2 separate regions of the Homo sapiens genome follow, and region 2 is linked to region 1. Evidence: chromatin loops called from intact Hi-C (ENCODE). Cell type or tissue: upper lobe of right lung. All regions are shown on one strand. Links, peaks and the distances in the headings refer to the core of each region. The heading gives the core; the rest is flanking DNA.

What was found. Hi-C counts contacts between places; a loop is a spot of excess contacts. Peaks named below come from ENCODE experiments on the same cell type or tissue, not always from the same donor. Only the 100,000 strongest peaks of a DNase experiment are listed, where the experiment ranks them.
Region 2: it touches region 1 in a loop (2.0-fold over the local background); 52 of 110 quality-filtered maps call a loop at or near these places.

What each region holds. Positions count from the first base shown.
Region 1 is chr12:111,737,700-111,749,478 of GRCh38, reverse strand. ACAD10 (acyl-CoA dehydrogenase family member 10) reads right to left here. Exons shown (of 21, transcript NM_025247.6): 13 at 4,436-4,836; 14 at 3,195-3,335; 15 at 2,293-2,430; 16 at 2,094-2,184; 17 at 1,004-1,162; 18 at 134-306. Among named protein-coding and RNA genes, the nearest start is that of ALDH2, 23 kb to the left of the region's middle. In upper lobe of right lung, for the core only: no CTCF peak of the experiment used is centred there; no DNase peak of the experiment used is centred there.
Region 2 is chr12:111,786,539-111,798,317 of GRCh38, reverse strand. ALDH2 (aldehyde dehydrogenase 2 family member) reads right to left here. Exons shown (of 13, transcript NM_000690.4): 5 at 8,384-8,495; 6 at 7,756-7,884; 7 at 6,899-7,012; 8 at 6,155-6,257; 9 at 5,536-5,720; 10 at 76-240. Among named protein-coding and RNA genes, the nearest start is that of MIR6761, 7.4 kb to the left of the region's middle. RefSeq lists enhancers at 5,482-6,406, 6,407-7,332. In upper lobe of right lung, for the core only: no CTCF peak of the experiment used is centred there; DNase peaks (open chromatin) are centred at 5,630 and 5,974; H3K27ac peaks cover 997 bases.

The DNA of each region.
Region 1 (11,779 bases), core at 3,209-5,708:
ACTTCTTGGCAAGGACATCACCTTGCTTCACCTGCTAGGACTGCACTCAGAAAACAGGTAGGAATTGAAGTCCGACAGCAAAGCAGAAGGTGGTGGTTCTGAGTCAGTGCTGGGTGCGGGGGAAAGCACTCACGCGGGCCTTCATGAGTGCCAGGGCCCTCTCTGAGAACCCGATCAGCCTCATGCAGTGATGGATCCTGCCGGGGCCCAGTCTGCCCTGGGCGATCTCAAAGCCTCGGCCAGGGCCCAGGACCATGTTCTCTTTGGGCACACGCACGTGCTCAAATCGGACTTCACCATGGCCACCTGAAAGACCCAAACGATCACTGTGAGCAATAGCCATAGTCATTTTCCTTGGATGTGTTTATTCCTCACCTCAGTCTGGGTTATCTGCTGGCAATGTCCCTGCCCTTTATTTAGCCTTCTTACTGGGACATGGTTAAAGGGAAAAGGACGGCAGGAAACAGCCTGTTAAACACAGAAAATGAATCACTGATTTATAATGGCAAATGACTATTCTGTGATTCCTTTTATAAAAACATAATAATGCCACCTTAAGCTGAAGCTCCTAGTGGTTTGTGACAATGTAGTGATCCTATGAAAACACTGAAAGTAAAAATGTGAACACTATTAGCAGAGAACCAAACTGGGAGCGGACCAAACCAGGGCTGTGGCCTAGAGGTCAGCTGTTCACACTGGGGCCTGGAAGAGTAGGTTTGGGGTCCACTTCCTGCGTCTGCCCTGTATGGCTTCCTGTGTCACAGACTCCTGATTACTTTCTAAGTTTAGAAGAGGGAAAAAAATCCATAAATGCCTGTCTGAAATCCGCCTGCATGGTTGATATTCATGTATGGAAATGAAATGCAGGAGCATGTGACTCCAAATGTCATCATACCCTCAGACGTGGGATGTGGCAAGTCCTGAACAAGAGCAGGGGCCCCTCAGTGGTGTTTCCTGGGGACCAGACCCACACCCAGGGGTGACCCGCCCCTGGAGGTCTCACCTGGTGCATCTTCCAGTCCATACACCGTCAGAGGCCGGATGATTTTTATCCCTGGGGTATCCATGGGAACCAAGAGCACAGACTGCTGCCGGTGTCTTGGTGCATGTGGGTCTGTTTTTCCCATAAACACACAGAGTTGGCAACGAGGATCCAGGATGCCTGCCAGGAAAGGAGAGAGACAGACCCCATCATCTGACACCAGGGCCATCAAATCTCTACACACGTGGTCCTGGCCCAAGAAAGGCACAGTAAGGAAGCAGACAGAGCTCTTTAAGGCTCCATGTAATCAGATGAGCATCTGCAGACTGCTGACCAGAAATAAGAGCAAATTGGGTTTTGTCCCAGTGAGGAATGAATCCAACATCATAAGAGCAAGTTTTTAAAAGCATCACATAGAGTAGAAAATATAATTTAGAGACAAGAGGATGAAAACCGCTACTTGATCCCTGCCAGCTGGCTCGGCTCCCACAGGTGGTGCACACATAACGGCTCTGGGCCCGGGCCTTGGAATCAGGTGAACCTTTGACTCTGGGTTCTCTACTTGCTGGCTGGGGGCTCATACCCCAGGCAAGGGACCTAAGTCTGAGTGCGGTTTCCTCCTTTGCAAAATGGGGATGCTCATTCTTAATGTCCAGGGAGGTATGGGCTCCGGGAGGTAAGCTCCACGGCTACTTGTAGGGGCCCTGCAAAAGTAACACTGGACAATCCCTAAAAGTCAGGATTGTCATTAGCCCTTAGGATGTAACACACCTGATCGAGGAGCCAGGAAGCCACCAAGGAAGGGGAGCTGCCCAAAGCAGAATGAACAGCAGGAAGTGGAGAGATTCCTGGGGTCACATGTGCAGGGAGGCATCCGTCCATGTGTGGGCACCGGGGGACGTCCCTGCCCTGTGAAGTGCCACCTCTGAGAACAGTGTGCTCCACGGATTACCCTCCTATTCTCCCAGCTGCCTCTGCTGGGGGCGCTAAGTGACAGAATCTCCTTTGTGTCAACTTGAAAAAGCAGAGGCTCCTCCCAGGCATTGAGAGACGCGCCTAACAGCACAGACTCCCTGATGTGCATTTGGAAAGTGCATTTTAGGCCAAATACCTGTGATCCACCATTTGTGACCGTTTATGACATAGAAGCTGTCCTCCTCTCTGATGGAAGCCTCAATGTTGGTGGCATCTGAAGAGGCAACCTGAGTGGGGAGCATATTCCAGTCAGAGACGCCAGCAGACAGCCCGTGTTCCCTGTGGGGCCGACAACAACAGGGCCAGGCAAGTGGGTGGCAGCCCAGGCGACGTACCTGGGGCTCGGTCATAGCAAAACAGGAGCGGGCTTTCCCCTCCAGCAGAGGAATCAGCCAGCGAGCCTTCTGCGCTTCGGTGCCATACCTCACCAGCAGCTCCATGTTGCCCGTGTCAGGCGCAGAGCAGTTACATACCTGAGAAGGAAAAGGAGCGTGACCATGACTGTCATGTCCTCTTCTAAAAAAAACAGAGTCAAGCTCTGTCACCCAGGCTGGAGTATCGTGGCACGATCATGGCTCACTGCAGCCTCGACTTCCTCAGCTCAAGCCATCCTCCCATGCCTCAGCTTCCCAAGCAGCTGAGACTACAGGTATGCACCATCACACCCGATTAATTTTTTATTTTTTTGTACATACAGAGTTCTATGTTGCACACGCTGGTGTCGAACTCCTGGCCTCAAGTGATCCCCCACACTTCGGCCTCCAAAAGTACCGGGATTACAGGTGTGAGCCACCATGCCTGGCCTTCTCACATTAATATTTCAAGCTTCAAATTGGATGGGCATGGTGGCTCACGCCTGTAATCCCAGCACTTTGTGGGGCCAGGGTAGGTGGATCACCTGAGGTCAGGAGTTTGAGACCAGTCTGGCCAACATGGTAAAACCCTGTATCTACTAAAAATACAAAAATTAGCCAGGTGTGGTGGCACATGCCTGTAGTCCCAGCTACTTGGGAAGCTGAGGCAGGAGAACCACTTGAACCCAGGAGGCAGGGGTTGCAGTGCGCCAAGATTTCGCCACTACACTCCAGCCTGGGTGACAGAGCGAGACTCCATCTCAAAAAAAAAAAAAAGTTCAAGTTCATGCCAGTGCTTCTGAATCTGGTTTATCTGTTTAGGATTGAGTTCTTATGAAGATCAGGATGTTCCCACACACTGAGGAAAACTTTAAAGAAGGTACCTCGGGGGCATACAGGGACGTGCCCATGAGCTCACACAGATGTGCATATTCCACATTGGTCAGTCCTGCTCCGTATTTTTTCTCGGGATCAGCCTCTAAGGGTAGGAAAAGGTTCCAAAGTCCTTCAGCTTTGGCTTTCTCCTATCATGGGGAAAATAAGTCAGGAAACCACAGTGGAAGATTTCATTTTATTTTGAACCGTGGAAAACAATGAAAGGGATTGGAGGAAACAAGGCAGACAACCAAACATGCACGTGTGCCCAAAAAAATGATATGAGGAGCTGGGCATGGTGGCTGTGCCTGTGGTCCCAGCTACACAGGAGGCTGAAGTGGGAGGATCACATGAGCCCAGGAGGTTGAGACTGCAGTGAGCTATGACCACACCACTGCATTCCACCCTGGGTGACAAAGCGAGACCCTGTCTCAAAAAAAAAAAAAAAAAAAAAAAAGAGAGAGATGGTGGCTCACGCCTGTAATCCCAGCACTTTGGGAGGCCGAGGCGGGCGGATCACAAAGTCAGGAGTTCAAGACCAGCCTGAACAACATGGTGAAACTCCATCTCCATTAAAAATACAAAAATTAGCTGGGCATGGTGGCACGTGCCTATAATCCCAGTTACTCGGGAGGCTGAGGCAGGAGAATCGCTTGAACCTGGGAGGCGGAAGTTGCACAGAGCAAGACTCCGTCTCAAAAAAAAAGAGAAAAAAAGAAAAGTAGATGATGATTGCATTATGCTCCTGAAGATCTCAAGTAATTTCAAAACTAACACAATCCAAGGTTCACGTGATAAGGAACAGCGGGTGTTTCTGTTTATCAGCTGAAGTGACAGCACTGGGAGACAACACAGAAACTCAGCTCACAGTGGATCTGGCCCTCTAGCTGTGATATTACGGGTTCTCTAGAGAGAGATTTATTAGCTGATACAGCACTGTTTCAAATTTACATAATTCAAATACCCATCAGATAGGCCTAACCTGCCCTGGCTTTCTAAGGCCAAGCATTCCACTGCCTGGGCTGTGCAGTCACACCTGAGCCATCTGCCTGTGACACAGGCACAGCAAGAGCAAGAGATGGAAACTGAGTCATGAAGAGCTGGCTCTTTCTGAGACGATGGAAGCAAAGATCATTCAACTCGGAGCTCCTGTATCTTCACTGCCTGGGATGGTTCAGGTGAGCCCGGTGGGGTCGGGGAGGGTATGCCATGGTATTGGGGTCTTACCACCTCACCATGGCTGCTTTACCTTGAGGTCTTCGATCAGTGGGGAGGGGCTCCACCTGGCTGCTGAGGCCTGGTGACTCTGCAGCTCTGGCTCTGCAGGGTACACACGTTGCTCCATGAAGTGCTTCAGCCGGTGATACAGCTCTCTGACAGGTGGAGAGAGGCTCTCTGGAGAGATAACCAGACCTCCCCTTGAGGTATGAGCTGGGGAAGCTTCTGGAACGGAGCTATAACTCCTGCTGCCTGTGGGGCACCACTGGGACTGGGGCCTGGCCCACGTGTGGTAGGACCTTGTTAACGGATTTGTGAAGGGCATCTCTTTGAAAACCCGGAACCCTTCTTTGACTGCGAAATCCCACGCCAGGTTAGACACAAATTCGGTCAGCTTTCCAGTTTGTTCCGCATATGTGGAGCTTGCTTGCCCTAAGCAGAATCAAAGAAAAACAGTGATTACTCCCACACGACCCATCATAGGGATGTTAACATGTGATGACACTGTCACTTCAGCAGCTATTGCCATTTGCTGAGCACTTGCTAAGTACCAAACACTGTGCTAAGAGCCACTATAGCTCACTGAATCCCCAAAGCAATACAACTGCTTTCACCTGCACTTTGCACGCAAGAAAACTGAGTCTTAGAGAAGGAGGTGACTTGGACGAGCTGGAAGTTAGGGGGCTGGGGGCCAGAGTCCAACTTAGGTCTGCCTGCTCCCTGCTCTTGATCTCTGCTTTCCTAAAAGACTACATTTAATCAGTAACACCCCAGATCACCTCTGCCGTTGCCAGTGGGCTATAAGAAGTCCTGCATCCTAGACCACCCTTGCTACAAAATTGATAACAGCAATGCCACAACTGACTAAAGGAAGAGCCAACTTCTAGACACCACTGTCTCTGGAGGGAATCAACACCAGCATCACTCAGCTCACTATTTGGCTCTCACAGCGTCTCTTTCTTCTTGTAAAATGTGCATCAAGACTTTTTTTACAAACATATTTTTCCCCATTAAAAAAAATTAAGGTGGCCAGGTGCGGTGGCTCACACCTGTAATCTCAGCACTTTGGGAGGCTGAGGTGGGCGGATCACTTGAGGTCGGGAGTTCAAGACCAGGCTGGCCAACATGGAGAAACCCCCATCTCTACTAAAAATACAAAAATTAGCCAGGCATGGTGGTGTGTGCCTGTAATCTCAGCTACTCAGGAGGCTAAGGCATGAGAATCGCTTGAACCTGGGAGGCAGAGGTTGCAGTGAGCCGAGATCGTGCCATTGCACTCCAGCCTGGGAGAGAGTGAGGCACCCATCTCAAAAAAATAAATAAATAAAAATAAAAAAATTGAGGAGTGGTGTACATACACCTCCTTAATGTAGAACTCTGCAAGTCTTAACAAATCCATAGTTGGGTAACTACCATTGCCATCAAGATACAGAATACTTCGGCCAGGCGCAATGGCTCACACCTGTAATCTCAGCACTTTGGAGGCTGAGGCGGGTGGATCACCGGAGGTCAGGAGTTTGAGACCAGCCTGGTCAACATGGTGAAACCTGTCTCTACTAAAAATACAAAAATTAGCCAGGCATGGTGGCACATGCCTGTAGTCCCAGCTACTTGGGAGCCTGAGGTAGGAGAATCACTTGAACCCGAGAGGCGGAGGTTGCCTGGGCAACAGAGCGAGACTCCATTTCAAAAAAAAAAAAAAAAACAGAATATTTCCATCATCTGGAAATTTCCCCAGTGTACTTTTGTACTCAACCCCTGCCCCCCTGATCCCCAGCACCCACTGATCTCTGTTTCTGTAGTCTGTCTCTTCCAGGATGTCCCATAAATACATATGTCACTCAGCATGTGGCCTTTTCAGTATGGCCTCCATCACTCTGAGCCCTGCATCTGAGACACATCCAGATTGCTATGTGTACAATGTCTCCTCACAGTGAACTTTTTCACAGCCAGCTCTCCTGGATTACTTCTAGCACTTCCATGTCCCCAAGAGACTGTACCCAATAAATGGATAAATTGATAGTTCTAAAGAGACAGCCATTTTCTTTTTTTAAATGATTTCATTTTAGGCTGGGTGCTTTGGCTCACGCCTGTAACCCCAGCACTTTGGGAGGCTGAGGTGGGTGGATTACTGGAGGTCAGTTCGAGACCAGCCTGGGCAACATGGTGAAACCCTGTCTCTACTAAAAGTACAAAATTTAGCCAGGTGTGGTGATGCACGCCTGTAATCTTAGCTACCGGGGAGGCTGAGGCAGGAGAATCGCTTGAACCCAGGAGGTGGAGGTTGCCGTGGGCCGAGATCATGCCATTGCACTCCAGCCTGGGTGACAAGAGCAAAATTCCGTCTCAAAAAAATAAATATTTTATTTATTTTTAAATAAGAGATGGGGCCTTACTACGTTGCCCAAACTGGTCTCGAACTTCTGGCCTCAAACAATCCTCCTGTCTCAGTCTACCAAACTGCTGGGATTACAGGCATGAGCCACCATGCCCAGCTGAGACAGCCATTTTCATGCAGCTTTGGTGTTAAAGATAGTTTAAACTATTCCTTACAGAGTTAGGAACAAACTCAGAGCAAATTCTTTGCTACCCTGCAGAGAGTTAGCCTACTGGACCTCAATAGGTCTCTACTGAGGACCTTCTGGGTGCTAGGTATGAACCTAACCCAGGGAAGTCAGTCAGAAACCAGATAGCCTCTTCCTTGCAGACACACAGTGGGGGCTTATTCCTTATTCCTCGGACTGCACACAGCACATTGAAGGGAAAGATACTCCCTTATGTTCCTTATTATTCATAAGGATTTTCTTCTTCTAACAGAGTAAGAGGTGTATTCTTAATTTTCTTCTATTTGGTTGGCTCCCACTCTGAGACTGCTACTTTGTCCCTGAAAAAAGTCACTTGTATAAGCTTGGATTGATTTAGATCTATTGCTTCTGGTATATTTTCCAAAATGTAGTTCCAGCAGAAGAGACCACATCACTGGTGTCCACTTAACTTGCAGTCATAAGCACTTTATAGAATTTCAGTGGCCATCTACCAGAAATCTAATTTCTGCACCCACTTATTAAGGAAGGAGAAGGACACATGGGCTGGGCAGGTACATACTGTTAATCTTCTGCTCACTGGGCTCTGGTCTCTCTCATCCCCTTCCCAATCTAATGCTGATTTGAAGTCTTTTGTAAATGACACCATAGAGAGAATGTCTTGGAAACAGATACCCCTTCTCTAAGCTCCAGTTTTCCTGGCCAGTACCAAATATCTCAGCTGTTCAAACAAAAATGATTTTAAAGCTAATTGTAGAAGACAAATGTACAGAAGTAATATTTATGTTTGTATAGTTGGTTTTTTCCCCATTCATCATACGTTTTTATATTATTCTTTCAAAAAATGGATTTTGTTGTTTTTACATGAGAAAACTAAGCCATTTCCTCAGTGTGTCTGGCTGGCTTCCCAGAGGGAGGGAAAGGAGTGCACAGTAAGATAAGAGGAATAAAGGCCTGAACAAACAGACATTTTTCTGTCTGGTGGCAAACAGGTGGGGTGTTTTAGCTCTGGGCCGAGAGAAACCAGAAGCCACAACGATGGCTCACAGGATCTTAAAAACATGTCAAAGGGCTTCCTGAGAGACAGGCTGAGGACACTCAGTGTGGAGACTCTAAAATGGGCAGTCTATTAAGCTTTTCCCAGGTCACTGGAGCAGAGCAGGGAGAAAACTTGGCAGCCGGCTAGGAAATATCAGAGGTGACCAGGACTATTCATCACCATAAGGACTTAGCAGCCATTCTGTTTAAGTAAATATTTCTGGTTAGTGTTTATTGGAAAACTATAAAAAAAATGGGAAATAGTGGCTTACAGCTGATACTGTATTTTCCTAAAAGAGGGAAAATATTGTTTCCAGAAATTCCTGCTTCCAGCATCCCCTGCTTATCAGACCAGGTACAGTTAAACTAGAAATTCTCTGGGTACTGGTTTTTCTCCGGACAGTTTTTCTCATGACTGTGTATCTCCAGGACCACCTAGCACAGTGCTGGCTTTTAGTAGAGGCTCATATACTTGGGAATGAATGATCAATTCCCCTACTGCAACTGCTTCTCTCAGAAGACTCTGGCAACCTGGCTGAGAACACAGGCTGCCAGCAAGCTTGGGGTGTCACTGACTGCAAAGCTAAACACTCCATCAGCACTAGCAAATCCCATGATGAATTCCTTTCTCCTTCTTTCTCCTTGCCTTTTGTTTTTAAGTTTTGCTTTTGGAAAATTTCTTTTTCTTTTCTTTTTTTTTTTTTTTTTTTTGAGATGGAGTCTCGCTCTGTCACCAGGCTGGAGTGAACAGTGAAGCAATCTCGGCTCACTGCAACCTCTGACTCCCTGGTTCAAGCTATTCATCTGCCTCAGCCTCCCTAGTTAGCTGGGATTACAGACACCTAGTAGCTGGGATTACAGGCACACACCACCAAGCCCAGCTAATTTTTGTATTTTTAGTAGAGACGGGGTTTCATCATGTTGGCCAGGATGGTCTTGATCTCCTGACCTCGTGATCCCCCCGCCTCGGCCTCTCAAAGTGCTGGGATTACAGGCATGAGCCACCGCACCTGGCCTTTTTTTTTTTTTTTTTGAGATGGAGTCTTGCTCTGTCACCCAGGCTGGAGTGTAGTGGCACGATCTCTGCTCACTGCAACCTCTGCCTCCCGGGTTCAAGTGATTCTCCTGCCTCAGCCTCCCATGTAGCTGGGATTATAGGCGGCATCACCACACCCAGGCAATTTTTGTATTTTTAGTGGAGACGGGGTTTCACCATGTTGGCCAGGGGTCTCAAACTCCCGACCTCAGGTGATCCACCTACTTCGGCCTCCCAGTGTGCTAGGATTACCGGCGTGAGCCATCATGACTGGCCTCCTTTTGGAAAATTTCAAAGACACACAGGAGTAGAGAGGAGAGAATAACAAGCCTACGGGTTCTACTGCTCGCCTTCCGCAATGATCGATGCCAGCCCAGTCTGGTTTCATTCCCTGCCATCCCCACTCCCACTGTCCTGGATTTTTTGGAGTAAATCCCAAATATCTCATCTAGGATTCTTTCAAAACTCTAAAAACAAATGTTTTTTAAAAAACCCACAATACTATTATTACCCTTAAAAAATCGTTAACTGTTAACTTCTTCATATCATCGACTATCCACTCAGAATTCAAGTTTCAGTGACTATCATCAAAATTTTTTCCAAATAATTTGTTCAAGAAAGGATCCAAATAAGGTCCCAACACTGTAACTGGCTAACGTATCTTTTAAGTCTCTCCCCGCTCCCCCCACCTTTTTTTTTTCTGAGACAGTCTCACTTTGTTGCCCAGGCTAGACTGCGGTGATGCAATCATGGCTCGCCGCAACCTCCGCCTCCTGGGTTCAAGCAATTCTCCTATCTCAGCCTCCCGAGTAGCTGGGATTACAGGTGCCCGCCACCAGGCCTGGCTAATTTTTATATTTTTTAGTAGAGACAGGGTTTCCCCATGTTGGCCAGGCTGGTCTCAAACTCCTGACCTCAGGTGATCCACCCACCTCGGTTTCCCACAGTGCTGGGATTACAGGCGTGAGCCACCACGCCCAGCCTGATGTTTCTTTTAAGTCTCTCTCAATCTACAGGTTCCTTTTTCACCCTTTTCCTCCCCTTGAAATGTAAGTGTTTGAAGAAACTGAGTTGTTTGCCCTGTGATGTTTTCCAGAATCTGGATTTTGTGAGTGCTGTGCCCAGGGTGCTGCTGAACATGTCCCTCTGAACCCTGTGTTTCCCATGAGTTGGCAGCTAGCACTGGAGACCTGGGCAGAGTCAGTGTAACTTTTGAGGGAAGCATCAGGAGGTATATAATGTCTGGCTGTCTGTCTCTCAGTGGTGTTGGCTTTCATTGAAGCTTATTGCCCACATCCATTAATGCATTAGGAGTTGCAAATTGGTGATATGCAAATTCTATATTATTCTGTCCAGGATACTTCTCTAGAGAGAAACATTCCCTCATTGATTATTTGGATAGCCTGCAGTATCATTTGTACAGGAAAGACAGGACAAATGCTTGATTCCCCACCCCCCCACCCCATTTTCCAATTTTCAGAATAATAAGTTGCTTTCCTGGCAACCTCTGAGGTCATCAATGAGACTTTGTCTCTTTGTTTTTGTATCACTACTCATGGACTTATTTATTTAATTTTTATTTTTGGGGGGACAGTGTCTTGCTCAGTCACCCAGGCTGCAGTGCACAGGCGCGATCTCAGCTCACTGCAACCTCTGCCCCCTGGGTTCAAGTGATTCTCTCTCCTGCCTCAGTCCCCTGAGTAGCTGGGATTTTAGGCGCCCGCCATCACACCTGGCTAATTTTTGTATTTTTAGTAGAGATGTGGTTTCACCATGTTGGCCAGGCTGGTCTTGAATCCCTAACCTCAAGTGATCTGCTCACCTTGGCCTCCCAAAGTGCTGGGATTACAGGCCTGAGCCACCATGCCCGGCTACTACTCATGGATTTAAACATACCTGATGTGTTTCATCCATTTCAGCTATCATCCTTGGTGATGCCCAAAGTTTCCTATTGTTAGCAAGTGGGAGCCTGTTCAGGTTGGCTCCCAAGTCTTTTTTTTTTTTTTTTTTTGAGACAGAGTCTCATTCTTGTCGCCCAGGCTGGAGTGTAGTGGCACGATCTCGGCTCACTGCAACCTCCCCGTCCCAGGTTCAAGTGAGTCTCCTGCCTCAGTCTCCCAAGTAGCTGGGATTACAGGCACCCGCCACCATGCCTGGCTAATTTTTGTATTTTTAGTAGAGACACAGTTTCACCATGTTGGGTAGGCTGGATAGACAAGATGAACCTGGAACATTTTGTCATACTAGCGAGCAAGGAAGTTGTCAAAGACCACAGGGGTTTTACCTAAAGACTTGGGGACTGGCCGGGCTCAGTGGCTCATGCCTGTAATCCCAGCACTTTGGGAGGCCGAGGTGGATGGATCATCTGAGGTCAGGAGTTCGAAACCAGCCTGGCCAACATGGCAAAACCCCATCTCTACTAAAAACAAACAAAAAAATGACGCGGGTATGGTGGTATGTGCCTATAATCCCAGCTTCTTGGGAGGCTGAGGCATGAGAATTGCTTGAGCTGGTGAGGTGGAGGTTGCAGTGAACCAAGATCGCACCACTGCACTCCAGCCTGGGCGACAGAGTGAGAAACTGTCTCAACACACACACACACACACACACACACACCAAGAAATTTGCCTCATATAGTTGTTAAATATGCAAATGGTCACACACATATTTCACAGAAATTCTTAAGCTTACAAAATTTTAAAATCAAAGTACCGAAAAATACACATAGGATGATCACATTTGTGTAAAAGTAGGAGGA
Region 2 (11,779 bases), core at 4,736-7,235, 47 kb before region 1:
TCAGGATGCCAGGCTGAACTGTTTACCTCACCTCCCGCCAAGAATGTTTCCAGAGCACTGGCCCCAAGTGCTCACCTCCTCCTTGGCGATGGTCATGCCATCCTGCACATCTCCAAACACAGTGGGCTGGATGAAGTAACCACGGTCAGCAGCAATGCCCCCACCACACAGCAGCTTCGCCCCCTCTTGCTTCCCCGTGTTGATGTAGCCGAGGATCTTCTTAAACTGAGTTTCATCCACCTGTGGGAGAAGGAACCCAGAGTTATGGAGACATCGGATTCAGACCTCTCCTAGGCTTCAGGCTTAGAATTATGCAGGCAACAAGACAACTGGGAAATGGACCAAGGTCATAAGAAAGCAAGATCAGAAGAGGAAACACACAGGGCCAATAGCAGAAAACACAAAAAAGGCCCAACTTCCTCAGCCTACCGGAGAAAAGGACATCAAATCAATCTTTACTTTTCAACTATAAGATTACCAAAAAGTTTAGGAAGAAAATACACTGATAGCAAGAGACCGTTACATATACTGTTAGAAGGATGACAGACTGGTACAGCCTTTAGAGCAAGTGGTTTATTAATATTGCTCAAAAATTATATACTCAGATCCTTTGGCCCAGCTATTTAACTTCTAGGAATTTATTCTACATATGCACAAAGAGAAATGAACAAGGATATTCACTAGGGAGTATTTTTTTTTTTTTGTATTTTTGTTTTTGAGATGGGGTCTCACTCTGTCACCCAGGCTGGAGTGCAGTGGTGCGATCTCCACTCACTGTAACCTCTGCCTCTCATGCTCAAATGATCCTCCCACCTCAGCCTCCCGAGTAGCTGGGACTATAGGCATGCACCCCTACGCTGGGCTAATTTTTGTATTTTTAGTAGAGACAGGGTTTTGCCTTGTAGCCCAGGCTGGGGGAGCATTTTGTAAAGGCAAAAGATGGAAACAATTCTAAGTATAAATCAGTAGAGGGGTTGGTTAAAATTATTACGGTGCATCCAGTATATTGTCATCACTAATAGATCTGTGAACTAACTGACACAGAAAGATGGCCCAAGATACTCTGTAAAAAGAAGGAAAGCTTGGGCCAGGGGCAGTGGCTCACGCCTGTAATCTCGGCACTTTGGGAGGACGAGGCAGGCAGATCATGAGGTCAGGAGTTCAAGACTAGCCTGGCCAACATAGTGAAACCCCGTCTCTACTAAAAATACAAAAATTAGCTGGGCATGGTGGCACATGCTGAGGCAGGAGAATCGCTTGAACCAGGGAGGTGGAGATTGCAGTAAGCCAAGATCGCGCTATTGCACTCCAGCTCTGGCAACAGAGACTTCGTCTCAAAAAAAAAAAAAAAAAGAAGTAAAGCTTGTAGAACAATATGCACTTATATACTCCTTTATAGGGTAGGGGAGAAGGGCGACAGGGTCTCACTCTATTGCCCAGTCTGAAGAGCAGTGGCACAATCACGGCTCACTGCAACTTCAATCTCCCTGAGCTCAGGTATCTTCTCATCTCAGTCTCCCGAGTAGCTGGACCACAGGTGTGTGCCACCACACCTGGGTAATTTTTATATTTTTAGTAGGGATGGGGTTTTGCTATGTTGCCCAGGCTAGTATCTAACTCCTGGGCTCAAGTAATTGACTCACCTTGGCCTCCCTCCCAAGTGTTAGGACTACAGGGGTTAGCCACCACACCCAGCCTATTTTTTAAAAAATAAACATACAACAGCATAACTGTGTGTGCATGAGTGGTTACCAATGGAGAATAAAAGAAATGCAACAAAGTCTTATTTTTTACATTAAATACCTTTTTTTAAAAAGAGTCAGGGCCTCACTCTGCCACTCAGGCAGCAGTGCAGTGGTGTGATCACTGCTCACTGCAGCCTTGACCTCCTGGGCTCCCACCTCAGCCTCCCAAGTAGCTGAGAGTATAGGCACGCATCACTACATCTGGCTAATTTTTTTTTGCTTTTTTTTAAAAAAAAAATTATTTATTTTTTGAGGTGGAGTCTCACTCTGTCACCCAGGCTGGAGTGCGGTGGCACGATTTTGGCTCACCACAACCTGCGCCTCCCGGGTTCAAGTGATTCTCCTGCCTCAGCCTCCCGAGTAGCTGGGATTATAGGCGCCCACCACCACGCCCAAATAGTTTTTGTATTTTTAGTAGAGATGAGGTTTCACCGTGTTGGCCAGGCTGGTCATGATTTGCATTTTTTTTTTTTTAGTAGAGATGAGGTCTTGCTGTAGTGCCCAGGCTGATCTCGAAATCCTGGGCTCAAGAGATTCTCCTGCCTCAGCCTCCCAAAGTGTTGGGGTTACAGATGTGAGCTGCCACACATAGCCTAAACACTTTCTCATTAAATTTATTAATGCAAGTTTATATTATCTTAATAATTAGCCACAAAGAGAAATGAGACAAAAAGAAATGTTAGGACGGGTGCAGTGGCTCAAGCCTGTAATCTCAGCACTTTGGGAAGCTGAGGTGGGCGGATCACAAGGTCAGGAGTTCAAGACCAGCCTGGCCAACATGGTGAAACCCTGTCTCTACTAAAGATACAAAAAATTAGCTGGGCATGGTGGTGGGCGCCTGTAATCTCAGCTACTCGGGAGACTGAGGCAGGAGAATCATTCAAACCTGGGAGACGGAGGTTGCAGTGAGCCGAGATCGTGCCACTGTACTCCAGCCTGGAGACAGAGCAAGACTCTGTCTCAAAAAAAAAAAAAAGAAAAGAAATGTTAGGACAGGTGCGGTGGCTCACACCTGTAATCTCAGCACTTTGGGAGGCTGAGGCAGGTGGATCACCTGAGGTCAGGAGTTCAAGACCAGCCTGACCATCTTGGTGAAACCCTGTCTCTACTAAAAATACAAAAATTAGCAGGGCGTGGTGGCGTGCACTTGTAGTCCCACCTACTCAGGAGGCTGAGACAGGAGAATTGTTTGAACCTAGGAGGTGGAGGTTGCAGTGAGCTGAGATGATGCCACTGCACTCCAGCCTGGGTGACAGAGCGAGACGGTCTCAAAAGAAAGAAAGAAATGTTAGTGCCCCTAGCTGCACTATTCACAGTAACCAAAAGGTGGAAACAATCAAGTCTGTCAACAGATTAATAGAAAAATCAAAATGTGGTCTATTCACACAATGGAATATTACTTGGCCTTTTATGTTCTGATACATTCTTATTACAACATGGATGAACCTTTAAAACATGGCTACTTGGAAGAAGCCAGACACAAAGAACCATGTAGGATTCCATTTGCATAAAATGTCCAAAATAGATAAATCTATAGGCAGAACATAGATTGGTGGTTGCCTGGGCCTGGTAGGGGGAGGAATGGGGAGTGACTGCTAATGGGTACAGGATATTTAGGGGAGGCAATGACAATATTATAGAATTAGTGGTGATGGTTGCACAAAGTTGTGAATATACTAAAAATCACTGAATCGTACACTAAAATGGTGCATTTTATGCTACGTGAATTATATCTCAATAAAGCTATTAAAGATAGAGATGTTGGAGGCCAGGCACAGTGGCTCACACCTGCAATCCCAGGACTTTGGGAGGCTGAGGTGGGAGGATTGCTTGAGCCCAGCAATTCAAGACCAGCCTGGGTAACATAGCAAGACCTCATCTCTATAAAAAATATGAATATTAGCCAGGTGTGGTGACGTGTGCCTGTAGTCCCACCTACTTGGGAGGCTGAAGCAGGAGGATCACTTGAGGCCAGGAGGTTAAGCCTGCAGTGAGCCATGATCACACCACTGCATTCCAGCCTGGGCAACAGAACAAGACCCTGTCTCTAAAAAAAATCAAAGAGGGGGATGTTGGGCACATAACCCTGTCCCATGGCAAGGCCAGTCCATCCTCAGACATGGCTGTGGCTCCCCACTGAGGAATCAGAAATGCAAACTGCTAAAAGAAAGAAGCCAGTCTGAGAAGGCTACCTACTGTATGATTCGTATAAGACAATCTGGAAAAGGCAAAACTATAGAGACAATAAAAAGATCGGCCAGGCACAATGGCTCACGCCTGTAATCCCAGCACTTTGGAAGGCTGAGGTGGGTGGATCACGAGGTCAGGAGATCGAGACCATCCTGGCCAACGTGGTGAAACCCTGTCTCTACTAAAAATACAAAAATTAGCTGGGCATGGTGGCATGCACCTGTAAGTCCCAGCTACTCAGGAGGCTGGGGCAGGAGAATCACTTGAACCCAGGAGGTACAGGTTGCAGTGAGCCGAGATCACGCCACTGCACTCCAGCCTGGTGACGGAGCGAGACTCTGTCTCAAAAAAAAAAAAAAAAAAAAAAATCAGTGGTTGCCTGCCAGGGCTCAGGGGAGGAAAAGAGGGAAGAATAGGTGGAGGACGGGGGTTTCAGGGCACAAATATATTTATATGATACTAGAATGATGGTATCATACACATTATGATACATTTGTCTAGGCCCATAGTAAGTACAACACAAAAAATGACCCCGAGGCTGGGTGCCTGACAGCAGATTGCCCGAGCTCAGGAGTTCGAGACCAGCCTGGGCAACAGAGTGAAACCCTGTCTCTACTAAAACACAAAAAATTAGCCAGGCGTGGTGGTGCGCACCTGTAGTCCCAGCTACTCAGGAGGCTGAGGCACAAGAATTGCTTGAACCCGGGAGGCATGAGTCGAGATCGTGCCACTGCACTGCAGCCTGGGTGACAGAACAAAACTCTGTCTCCAAAAAAAATAAAAATTAAAAAAAAAAACCCGAATATACACTACAGACCTAAGTGAATAATAAGGTACCAGTATTGGCTCATCAATACTAACAGATGAACCACACTCATGCAGGATGTGAATAAAGGGGAAACTGGTGGAACAGGGAGGTGCGAAGGAATATATGGGCACCCTCTGTACGTTCAGCTCTATTTTTCTATAAACCTACAACTGCTCAAAAGTAAAATCCAGGCCAGGTGTGGTGGTTCATGTCTGTAATCCCAGCACTTTGAGAGGCCAAAGCAGGAGGACTCCTTGAGCCCAGGAATTCAAGGCTGAGGTGAGGTATGATTGCACCACTACACTCCAGCCTGGGCAACAAAGAGAGACCTTGTCTCTAAAATATAAATAGGTAAATAAATAAATAAATAAAATCAAACAGCTCAAAACATGAAGTGAAATAAAGTCCCTATACTAGCCATACCATGGCTCTCAGACACGAAGGTTCACAGAGCTGTGTATCTTCTGGTGGATACACTTCTACTGATGACCAAGGTCTTGGAAACACACACTCCCTTTTGCAGACACTCCTGGTATTTGTTACATATATGCAATTTACAAAGTGCTTCCCAGGATTAATTTCTACATCACAGCCACCCTGTGAATGAGGCAGGGCACGGCTCGGGATGGGGAAATGAAGGCTGAGGGAGGGAACATAGCTTCCCAAAGGCACACAGCTGCTGTGTGGTAGAGCTGAGACCTGAACCCAGTCCCAACTGATCTGAGCCCGATGCCCTCTCTGCTTCTCATGCTGGCTCTAGACACCCAGACCCTGCGGCACTGCCTGGCTCACCTGCGGCCCCTGCTCGGTCTTGCTATCAAAGGGGTTCCCGACCACCCGAGACTTGGCCCGGGCAACGCTCCGCTCCACAAACTCATCATAGATGTCCTCCTGCACGAAGGTCCGGGAGCCGGCACAGCAGCACTGGCCCTGGTTGAAGAACAGGGCGAAGTGGGCCTGTTCCACGGCCCAATCCACTGCGGGAAGTGGGCAGGAGACAGAAAGGTGACAGTGAGGAGGAGGACCCTGGCCCTGGTGGCCGCCTGCCCAATGGAGCCTGTTCCCACCACTGTAAGGGTTGATGCCTGCTGGGTGCCAGAGACAGATACAGGGAGATGAGGGGTGCTCTCGGAGCCCACTGCCAACCAGGACAAAGGGCGTGATGGCGGCAAGTGGATGAGTCAGATAGCAGGGGCGTGGCCTAGCCTGATGATGCAGAGAGCAGCCAGGGAGAGGCTGGGGACAGGCCAAGGCCAGGCCATGCAGGCCCTGCGCTGGCGTCTTATCCTGAGGCCCGAGGGACAGCAACCAACGCCATTGGGCACTGGGGGGGCGACAGGATCGGCTGGAGCCACAACACAGGTGGCCAGGGCTACCTTCAAGGCCAGGCCTTCTCCAGCTGGAAACTCACTATCGGCATCTGACATGATGATGTTGGGGCTCTTCCCCCCCAGCTCCAAGGTCACTCTCTTGAGGTTGCTGCTCCCAGCAGCAACCTGGATTACGCGGCCAATCTGTGGGGACAGAAAGACAGGAACAAGCTCTCAGTGCCGGGAGAAAAGAGTCCAGCACTCTATAGACACAGAACAGAGTCCCCCACAGCTTGAGTGAGCAACTGGACCACGAGAGACCTAGAGAATTTCACCAAATAGACGTTCACTTTTTTTTTCTTTTGGACAGGGTCTCGCTCTGTCACCTAGGCTGGAGTGCAGTGGCGTGATCTCAGCTCACTGCAGCCTTGACCTCTCAGGCTCTGGCAACCCTCCTGCCTCGGCCTTCCAAGTAGCTGGGGCCACACGCACACACCACCACACAAGGCTAATTTTTAACCACAATGGCAGTCCTGGTCAAGGAGTCTGACCTGGCCAAGATGCTTTGATTTGGGGCAAGCGGTCAGCTCTGGGCTATGTGGAGTCTGGCCAGGCCTGGCCTCCTTAGTCCACATGGGACACTGGCCCCTCCCAAGGGCAGCTAGTGTGGCAACCAGACCACGAAGGGCTCAACCCTGCCCCACCCCTCCTGGTACCTACAGGGTCGTCCTGGAGGAAAAGGCCTCCGCTTGACACCCGGGAGCTCACCTTGAGCATGTCGTCCACTGAGGACAGGGGGAGCTTGGGCCAAGGAGGCTGCAAGCTTGAGGCCAGGGTCACCTTACCTCAGTGGAGCCTGTGAATGCCACTTTGTCCACATCCTCATGGGAGGCAATGGCGGCCCCAGCCGTGGGGCCAAATCCAGGCACAATGTTGACCACACCAGGGGGAAAGCCAGCCTGTGAGCAAACAGCCAGGGGACATTGGGAGTCACCCTCCTATTCTGAAGGGCTCAACCAGGGGAAGACACATCCTTTCTCAGAGAGGGTGGGACAGTCTGCCAAGGACACATGTGGTCAGAAGCTAATTGTATGGGGCACTACATGGGAATTCTAAATGGGACGGAGAAGGAGTCTGTTCGCTGGGGTTCCCTGTGTCTTTGCCCCTCCCCTGACAGCATTCACTTAGAACAACAGTGGGTTTTTGTTTGTTTTTTGAGACCGAGTCTCTCTCTGGCACCCAGGCTGGAGTGCAGTGGTGTGATCACAGCTCACTGCAGCCTCAAACTCCTGGGCTCAAGTGATCCTCCTGCCTTAACCTCCCAAGTAGTTGGGACTACAGGTGCATGCCACCCAGCTGATTTTTAATTTTTTGTAGAGATGGGGTCTTGCTATGTTGCTCAGGCTGGTCTCAAACTCCTGAACTCAAGCAACCCTCCTGCTTTGGCCACCCAAAGTGCTGGGATTGCAGGCGTGAGCCACCAAGCCTGGCCTAGAGCAATATTTTTAATTCTTCAAAGGGGATCTTGCAGTGAAGTCCAATGTGGAAAAAAGCTAAGAGGGAGCCACTCTGGTTCACATGGTGATGGGGGCTCCACAAACACACCTCCCTGTTTAGGGACCCCTGAGACCCTTCTCAGAACTCCTTTAGAACAAGCCTCAACAAGGGCATTTAGAGGTTAAGACCAGGATAAGCCACGCACCTCCTTGATCAGGTTGGCCACATAGAGGGCGGTGAGGGGTGTCTGCTCAGCTACCTTCATCACAACCACGTTTCCAGTTGCCAAGGCTGGGCCCAGCTTCCATGCTTGCATCAGGAGCGGGAAATTCCACTGCAACAAACAACAGCAGCCCTCGAAATCCAAGCTTCCTCAGAGAACTACACTGGGTAGCAGAAGGTGGCAACCCCAGAGGGCAGAAGCAGCACCGAGTTCTCTGAACCCTGCGTGTCCTCCCCTAACTCCATCCATCGTGGTTTTAAGATGAATGGATGAGGCAGGCGGTGCACAACGATGACAGACTCACATTTATCCGTGCTTTTATGTCCGTGACACCATGCTAAGCCCTAATTACCTCCCTAAGACAGGCACTATGTTCATTTCCACTTTTCAGATGGGGAAACTGAGGCTTGGGGGATAAGTGACTTGCCCAAGGTTACAGAATTCACGAGTGGCAGTGCTGAGACTCAAACCGGATTGGCTTTGTCAGAGCCCATCTTCTTACCTGCCACCCAGGCTGCCTTCCGACACCACCCCAGAACCTCTGCAATGAGTCTGGCAGACTGCCAAATCTCAGGGCACCCTGAAGAAACTCCAGGGAGGCTGGACTCACCGGAATGATCTGCCCGCACACCCCCACAGGTTCATGGCGTGTGTAGCTGAAGAAGTCTCCGTCAATGGGGATGGTTTTCCCGTGGTACTTATCAGCCCAGCCGGCATAATACCTTTAAACAAAGAAACGTTCAAGCTCGAATCAATGATTGTCAGGGACCCCTGCAAACCCTGGCAGAAAGAGAAGACTCAAACTGGTCCAGCTGAGTCTTTCTGAAAACTGTCTTTGCTTTTGGCTTATTCAGAGAGAGACAAGTGACTGCAAAGGTCACGAAAATCTACTCTAGGTAGCTAACCCCCAAGCCTCAGAATCGCCTGGGGTTCTTGTAAAAAACACCAGATCCCAGGAGTCCATTTCCAATCTACTCAATCCCACTCTCTGGGGCTCATGCCCAGGAATTAGATTTTTTTTTTTTCTTTCTTTTCTTTTCTTTTTTTTTTTTTGAGACAGCGTCTCGCTCTGTCTCCCAGGATGGAGTGCAGTGGTGTGATCTGGGCTCACTGCAACCTCGGCCCCCCAGGTTCAAGCGATTCTCTACCTCAGCCTCCCAAGTAGCTGGGATTACAGGCACCTGCCACCATGCCTGACCTTCTTTGTTTTTTTTAAGAAACAGGGTCTTGCTGGGTGTGGTGGCTCACACTTGTAATCCCAGCACTTTGGGAGGCCTAGGTGAGCAGATCACGAGGTCAGGAGTTCGAGACCAGCCTGGCCAAGGTGGTGAAACCCCGTCTCTACTAAAAATACAAAAAATTAGCTGGGCGTGGTGGCGGGTGCCTGTAATCCCAGCACCTCGGGAGGCTGAGGCAGAAGAATGGCTTAAACCTGGGAGGCGGAGGTTGCAGTGAGCCGAGATCACGCCACTGTACTCCAGCCTGGGCAACAGAGCGAGACTCTGTCTCAAAAAAAAAAAAAAAAAAGAAAAGAAAGAAAGAAACAGGGTCTTGCTCAGTTGCCCAGGCTGGAGTACAGTGGCACAATCATAACTCACTGTAGCCTTGACCTCCTGGGCTCAAGTGATCCTCCCACCTTAGCCTCCTGAGTAGCTGAGACTACAGGCACATGTCACCATGCCTGGCTAATGTTTTTAAATTTTTTGTAGAGATGTGGGTCTCCCTATATTGCCCAGGCTGCTCTCAAACTCCTGAGCTCAAGTGATCCTCCTGCCTTGGCCTCCCAAAGTGCTGGGATTACAGGCTCGAGCCATTAGCACCTGGCTAGTGACCTGGGTTTGAACATGGGTTTGTGACCCTGGAAGAAAGCTAGCTAGGGGGTTGCCAATCTATGCAAGCCCAGGCATTGCAGCTTCCCTCCCCCAGATCTATACAAACACAGTCTACATGACATGTGTTTTGCAAGCCCCAGAAGTTATTTCATCAGCACAAAAGCAGAATGCCAAAATTCAGGAAAGCATGTGGCCCCAACTGAGATGTACCAGGCTGCTCTCTCTGGGGTGTCCTTGCAGAGGGAGTTTTTCAGCCTTGGCACTGCTGACATCTGGGGCTGGAGAATTCTTTGTTGTGGGACTGTCCTGGGCATTGTACGATGTTGAGCAGCATCTCTGACCTCTATCCACTAGATGCCAGTAGTACCCTTCCCCTCGCAGTCGAGGCTGCCAAAAATGTCTCTGGACATTGCCCAGTGTCCCCGGGGAGGCGTGATTGCCCTGGCTGTGTGCACCTGTTGTGAAGGATACCGACTGTTTTCTTTTTTTTTTTCTTTTTTTTGAGACGAAGTCTCGCTCTTGTCTCCCAGGCTGGAGTGCAGTGGCGCGATCTCAGCTCACTGCAACCTCCGCCTCCCAGGTTCAAGCGGTTCTCCTGCCTCAGACTCCCAAGTAGCATGCCTGCCAAGACGCCCATCTAAGTTTTAATTTTTTTATTTTTTATTTTTTTTTCTGAGACAGAGTCTCGCTCTGTTGCCCAGGCTGGAGTGCAGTGGCGCGATCTCAGCTCACTGCAAGCTCCACCTCCCAGGTTCACACCATTCTCCTGCCTCAGCCTCCTGAGTAGCTGGGACTATAGGCGCCTGCCACCAAGCCCAGCTAATTTTTTATATATATATATTTTTAGTAGAGATGGGGTTTCACCGTGTTAGCCAGGATGGTCTCGATTTCCTGACCTCGTGATCCCCCCGCCGCGACCTCCCAAAGTGCTGGGATTACAGGCATGAGCCACCGCGCACAGCCTAAGTTTTGTATTTTTAGTAGAGACGGGGTTTCATCATGTTGGCCAGGCTGGTCTCGAACTCCTGACCTCAGGTGATCCACCCAGCTCGGCCTCCCAAACTGCTGGGATTATGGGAGTGAGCCACTGCGCCCGGCCCAACTGTTTTCTTGTCCAACCTCTACTCTTCTGGCACTGCTTCCTCCCCACCACCTCTGTTTACATGTCATAGGGAGGCAGCCATTATGTACACAAATGATCTGTCCACCCTTGGCCACAGCTGGCCAGAACCAAGGCCAGCCACTCAGGGTCCTCCCTCAGGAATATGGCATTACAACTAAAAGATGACAGCTTAGCCTGGCTGGAATCAGGCATGGAGGTACAAGAACAGGTGGTGTGGGCTACCAGGTCCCAATGTAAAAACTGGCCCTCAAAGCCAGTGTAGCTGAGGAGAATGAAGCAAGCAGGGAGGTGAGTGAGACTCAATGGCCTTTTGCATTAGAGACCTCTTGACTCTATCGTTTAAGTTGGGCTCAGTGAATTTCTTTCTTTCCTTTTTTTTTTGTTGAGATGGAGCCTCAGTCTGTCACCCAGACTGGAGTGCAATGGCACGATCTCGGCTCACTGTAACCTCCACCTCCTGGGTTCAAGTGATTCTCGTGCCTCAGCCTCCTGAGTAGCTGAGATTACAGGCATGCGCCACTACTGCCTGGTTAATTTTTGTATATTTAGTAGAGATGGGGTTTCACCATGTTGGCCAGGCTCCTCTTGGACTTCTGACCTCAAATGATCCACCCGCCTCAGCCTCCCAAAGTGCTAGGATTACAGGTGTGAGCCACTGTGCCTGGCCTCAGTGAATTTCTGGCAGCTCCAACACATGGGCTTTAACAAAGCCCTTGTTCCTTGGTCATTGAAATGTTTATGTTTGCTGGGCATAGTAACTCATGCCTGTAATCCCAGCACTTTGGGAGGCCGAGGTGGGAGGATCACTTGAGCCCAGGAGTCCAAAACTAGCCTGGGCAACATAGCAAGACCCCCGTCTCTACAAAAAATTTAAAAAGTATCCAGGCATGGTGATGCACGCCTGTGGTCCCAGCTACTTAGGAGGCTGAAGTGGGAAGATTGCTTGAGCCCAGAAGGTCAACACTGCAGTGAACTATGATTGTGCCACTGCACTCCAGCCTGGGCAAGAGTGAGACCCTGCCTCAAAAAAAAAAAATTAAAATTATCAATC